Regions from separate parts of the Homo sapiens genome. Here region 1 is linked to region 2. Evidence: chromatin loops called from intact Hi-C (ENCODE). Cell type or tissue: heart left ventricle. All regions are shown on one strand. Each heading gives the region's core, and the rest is flanking DNA. Links, peaks and the distances in the headings are about the cores only. Region 1 has its middle 61 kb from the start of RREB1. Region 2 has its middle 6.4 kb from the start of RREB1.

The links. Peaks named below come from ENCODE experiments on the same cell type or tissue, not always from the same donor. Only the 100,000 strongest peaks of a DNase experiment are listed, where the experiment ranks them.
Region 1: it touches region 2 in a loop (2.4-fold over the local background); 32 of 110 quality-filtered maps call a loop at or near these places.

What each region holds. Positions count from the first base shown.
Region 1 is chr6:7,045,796-7,048,714 of GRCh38, reverse strand. No RefSeq gene overlaps it. Among named protein-coding and RNA genes, the nearest start is that of RREB1, 61 kb to the left of the region's middle. In heart left ventricle, for the core only: no CTCF peak of the experiment used is centred there; no DNase peak of the experiment used is centred there.
Region 2 is chr6:7,100,131-7,103,049 of GRCh38, reverse strand. No RefSeq gene overlaps it. Among named protein-coding and RNA genes, the nearest start is that of RREB1, 6.4 kb to the left of the region's middle. In heart left ventricle, for the core only: no CTCF peak of the experiment used is centred there; a DNase peak (open chromatin) is centred at 1,596.

The sequences.
Region 1 (2,919 bases), core at 139-2,638, 54 kb after region 2:
CCAGACAGGACCCTGGACTTTGATGATAGAAAGACAAATATGAGAAAACCCTACTTTCTAGAAACTCACTTTTGATAGGAGAGATGATATGTAAAATAAATAATTGTAATACAGTGTGACATTAGGGCTTAAAAAGGTTAACGACTTACCCAAGGGACCTAGAGTCAGGATTCAACTAGTCTTATGATTTCATAAGACCCACTCTCTTTTACAATAGACATTCTCTCATTTTTGAAAATAACACCATGCCGATACAGCTTTTGACATAGACATAAAACCAAACATGTTGAATCTTAAAAGCCAGAAAGAAATTTAGAAATTACATAGGCTAAGCCACTCTTTTTACAGGCCTGGAAACTGAGACAAAGAAGGGAGATATGCTCAAGGTTATACAGTTATATAACAACCACATGAAGATTAGAATCAAGGATCCCCCGCCCCCAGCTCTGTGCACTTTAAGGCACTGCCCTACCGTAAGAGACAGTGAGAAGAAGTCTTAATAGAGCCTGTTTCCACTGCTGTGCAGTGTTTGGGCCCATCTCAATAAAGGCCTAGAGTGATTGTTGAATCAGTGATAAAATGTCCCATGACTAAGCGCTTATTTAAAGACATATTTCTCAGAGGAACTGTAAGGGGATTTCAGCTATGTGAGTTCCTTAAAAACAGCCACTATCCTTAAAAGTTGAAGATACAATTGATTTTAAAAAGTAAACAAATATGGGATGTTTGGGGAAATTTGAATACTATCTATTAAAGACTATTAAAGAATTATTGTTACTGGTTTGAGTATTAGTGAATTTGTGATCATACTGTTTTTTTCAAAGAGTTCTCATGTCTTAGACATACATCATGAAATATTTGCACCAAAATGATGTGATGTCTGGTATTAAAATAATGCAGCTTTTTTTTTTTGGCGGGTTAGAAAATGAAAAATATAAATGAAATAAGATGCCATGTGCTGAAACTGGGTGGTAGGCATGTGAGAATTCATTATACTATTATCTCTACTTTTATGTATCTTTAAGAATTTCCAAAATAAAAAGAGCTTCTTTTTTGTCTATATGAAAGAAAAATATTTTCCCTTCATTTTAGTTATGCACAGAAAGGGATACGCTCTATTTATTTCAGCCAGCTGACATTCTTCCTATGGAATATTAAGTTAGTCCCAACGCCACATCATCATGGAATCTATAGTATCATTAAGGGCCTCTTTGTGGCTAAGAAGAGTTGGTGCATTTCTGTTTTTATTACAAGATTTATAGAGCTGGTTTATAATACTGTATTCTTAATTGTATGGGTAATATATTTAAAACACATGTGGTAGCTATGGTTCTGCTTCTATTTTGAATGACTTTGGATTTTTTTCTCTTTCTATTCATATAAGGTGTATCTGCATCTGGAAACGATCAAAATCTCACAAAGACAACACAATGAATGTGGTTAATTTAAGGGATAGACACCACTGAGGTTATAAGCAAGATCACTATCATTCAATAAATATTTGATTAGCAAAACTTCTGGTTTTGTAGGGAGCTGAAAAACTGTAACATGGGCTGGATTTCTAAGCACATGGAAATGAAACTAATTGCAAGATGAGACTAACTTCACAGGCTCAGATGCTTAGGGGAAAAATATTTTTATTTCACCTTGCTTAAATTACAGAAAAACACTTTAAGGATGTGTTGAGCATCCCTTCCTGCTTTCACATCATATTTCTGCTCGAAGTCAGTGGTTCCCAGTTGATGGCTAAATACTCCCTCAGGGACACCGAGTTACTGCAAAGGGTCAACAGTGCTTTATGTGCACCCAGCACTTCCTGCAGATGGAATAATAGTACTGACATATAAAGGCACTCTGTCCAAATGTATGTCTTTGTCATTAATTAATAAACCACAAATTCATTTAAAAGCATTTTTACATTCATAAATTTTTACATTATTATTATGTTATGTATCTTTTATTTATGTATTTAGTTTTTTGAAACAGAGCCTCCCTCTGTTACCCAGGCTGGACTGCAGTGGTGTGATCTTGGCTCACTGCAACCCCTGCCTCCCGGGTTCGAGTGATTCTCCTGCCTCAGCTTCCCGAGTAGCTTGGATTACAGGTGCATGCCACCATGCCCAGCTAATTTTTATGTATCTTTTAAATTAATGAATACTAAAGTAAAGCTATTGTCTTATATATGTGGTGGGGGTCAAAAAAGGAGAACCAACTCTGAAGAGAGAGAAAATCAATTTAGTAAAGCAGACATTCTCTTTCTCTCTCTCTCTTTCTCTCTCTATCCTTATTTTATGTAACATAATTTTTTGATTGATTTTATGGGATATAACGGTGTTGGGGATAACTCTATGCTCTCATCACATTTGTTTTATCATTTGGCTATCAAAACTGGAAACTCCAAACATCTCTTCTTTGCAACTTCTTTATTACCTAACCTACTTTGGTGCCCAAAGCCAAGAAAAGGTTTTACAATCCATGCACACTACCAGACCTGAAATACTGAAGATCTACGTCTCTGCTGGAATTTTTTATGGTCATGAAAACAAAATTGAGTGGTACTTGTCAGAAACACAAATGGTGTTCATAGTGACACAGAAGGTTTTATTACTAAGTATATTTTTACTCTGAATATCTCTACTTGCCCTGTATAATTTTCCCTTCAGCAGGGTATCTTTTTTTTTTTTTTTTTTTTTTTAAGGGTCTTTAGTCTTGGATTATTACAGCAAGCAAACAAGCAGATGGCATCATTGCTGAGCAGGGTTCCAGTGCGAAGGATGATACACTGAGCTCCCAAATCATAATTGAAGGTGGGATTAGTTGGAAGAATCTTGTTTATTAACAAAATCCTCTTCATTTATTTTATTCCCCAATAATAATTTGCCACTTACTAAGCCCTTATTCTGCACCTGGCATTTTATG
Region 2 (2,919 bases), core at 149-2,648:
TAGAGTGCAGTGGTGCAATATCAGCTCACTGCAACCTTTGCCTCCCGGGTTCAAGCAATTCTCCTGCCTCAGCCTCCTAAGTAGCTGGGATTACAGGTACCCACCACCATGCCCAGCTAATTTTTGTATTTTTAGTACAGATGGGGTTTACCATGTTGACCAAGTTGGTCTCGAACTCCTGACCTCAAGTGATCCTCCCGCCTTGGCCTCCCAAAGTGCCGGGATTACAGGTGTGAGCCACTGTGCCCAGCAGAAATCACTTCTTTTTTTCTTTTCTTTTCCTTGTTTCTTTCTTTCTTTTTTTTTTTTTTGAGACAGAGTCTCACTCTGTTGCCCAGGCTAGAGTGCAATGGCGCAATCTCGGCTCACTGCAACCTCTGCCTTCTGGGTTCAAGCTATTCTACCGCCTCAGCCTCCTGAGTGGCTTGGATTACAGGCGCCCATCATCATGCCTGGCTAATTTTTGTATTTTTGTAGAGATGGGGTTTCACCATGTTGGCCAGGCTGATCTTTTTTCTTTTTTTCTTTTTGAGTTTCGCTCTTGTTGCCCAGGCTGGAGTGCAATGGTGCGATCTCGGCTCACTGCAACCTCTGCCTTTCGGGTTCAAGCGATCCTCCTGCCTCAGCCTCCTGAGTAGCTGGGATTACAGGCATGCGCCACCATGCCCAGCTAATTTTGTATTTTTAGTAGAGACAGGGTTTCTCCAGGTTGGTCAGGCTGGTCTTGAACTCCTGCCCACCTCTGCTTCCCAAAGTGCTGGGATTACAGGTGTGAGCCACTGCCCCTAGCCAAGATCAATTCTAAGAAGAGTGATCAGGGAAAGCTTCATGGAAGAGAAAGTAATGGATTTGGGCCATGGAGAATGACTAGAAATTCAGTAGATGAAGATTGGGAATTAAAAACAGCAGCAGATACAAGAGCACGATTGTAACAAATTATGGGTCCCACTCGGAGACCAGTAAGGATTACAGCTTGGCTGAATATAACATTTACAGGAATAGATGGGTGATGAGACTAAAAGGTAAATAAGCTGAGCCTGTCCCACGAAAACTTCTGAATATTGGCTGTGGAAAAGCTTAGGTATCAAGGGCCTGAACTAGGGTGAGGGTAGAGGAGGTCAAGAAGCACTTCAGAGGAAGAACTCACAGAGAAGCAAGCGGTGGACCCATAATGGAGGGGGAACGAGGGATGGGGGGTAAGGTGCAGAAATCAGGGCCAAGATGATGCCTGGGTCTTAGCTAGGTAGCTGACAGAAGGACAAAAATGAGAAAGTCAGGGAGAAGGGGAACCCATTTGAGGTGGAAGGTGACAGAGTAGGTGATATTGAGCCTGGAGGTAGAAATAAATGGACAACAGAGCTAAGCTGTGGAAGAGGATCATGAAGAAAAAAGGTGTGGATGCTGGAGAAGGCCACTTGGATGAGGTCTCACAGCTGTGTAGGTGTCCCCAGGCAGAGAGGAGGGGGCAGGGCACTCCAGCCAGAGTGGGCAGGGAGCTGCAAGCACAAGGGCACAGAGGCGTAAAACAAGGTCAGTTTCCTGAACTGCAAATACCACCCTCTGGAGCTGGAGCAGCAGAGGGAGGAGGGGAGGCAGCCAGAGATGGGGCTGTAGGAGTAGCCAGTGGGCCAGATCGCCAAGAGCGCTATGCACAGCGGACTTGGACGTTATCCAGCAGTCAGGCCGTGAAAGGGCTCACGGAGGAGGGTACCGTGGAGGATGGTCTGAAGGATGGCAGGACAAGGCAGGAGGGGGAGTTAGGAATTAATAGTAATAGAAGAATTTAGTTAAGCAAGAATAAAGACCTAGGGAGGCACTGGCTGTAGGGGTGGAAGAGGCACTGGCTGTAGAGGTGGAGAGGAATGGATTCATCTGGGACATAATTAGGCCATAGAATCAACAGAACTTGACCAACTGACTGTGAGAGGAAAGGAAACAATCCTTCTGGAGCACTGACCAGGGTGTGTGGCAACAAAAGAGGTGAAACTGCCGCAGCAGTTAGCGTGACCCGTGGCAGTGCAGGAAGGACCAGAGACAGGAGATGTCAAGGGGACAGATCCGCAAGGCTTGGTCCCCGTTGGTTGTGGAGTGAGAAGTCATGGAGTTAAGAAGGCCGATTCTCTGGGCTTGGCCTTAGATAACTGGATAGAGGGTGTGTCCATTCACCAGCGGCATGAGTCGTGGATGGGGGTGCGACTTGTGGAATTGGAGAGGAGGGGAACTCAGGAGGGAGGCCTAAAGACACGTCTAGGTAAAGAGACCATGGACAATGACAGGCTAGGGCAGGACCCAAGGAAATGGCTGCAATTCAGTGGAAAAAGAAGAGGGAGTGGTAAGAGCTCCTTCTCTTTTGCCTCTAAAGAAGCAGAACAGCTAAGGGAAAAGGTGGCCCACAGTGTTAAAACACAGAGAAACCACACAGAATGTGGGATAATAGATGCTGGAGACTTGGAGGGGTGAGAGGGTGGCAGGGGGTAAGAGTACTTAATGGTACAATGTACATCATGCGGGTGATGGTTACACTAAAAGGCCACACTTCACCACTGTGCAATATATCCATGTACCAAAACTGCACCTATACCCCTTAAACTTATGCAAAAAGCAAACAAACAAAGAGAAACCAAGGCAAGTGGCAGAAACAAAGGCTGAGAGCTGAGAAAGTGAGTTCATGTGAGTATGGTAGGCAGGGGCCAGAAAGCAAGGGGTTAAACAGTGAGTAGAAGAAGAGGAAGTGAAGGCCCTGTGCTCTGGCGTGAACTTAGGTGAGAAAGGAAGGGAAAGAAAGAAAAATAACAATAGCAATGACCATTAACAGTTAGCATTTATTGAAGGGCTGGCTCTGCCCAGGCCCCGCTCCAGGGCCTCCTCTGTATAGTCTGGCTCTGTGCCCTCCACCCTCACTCAGGTGGGTGCCATTAC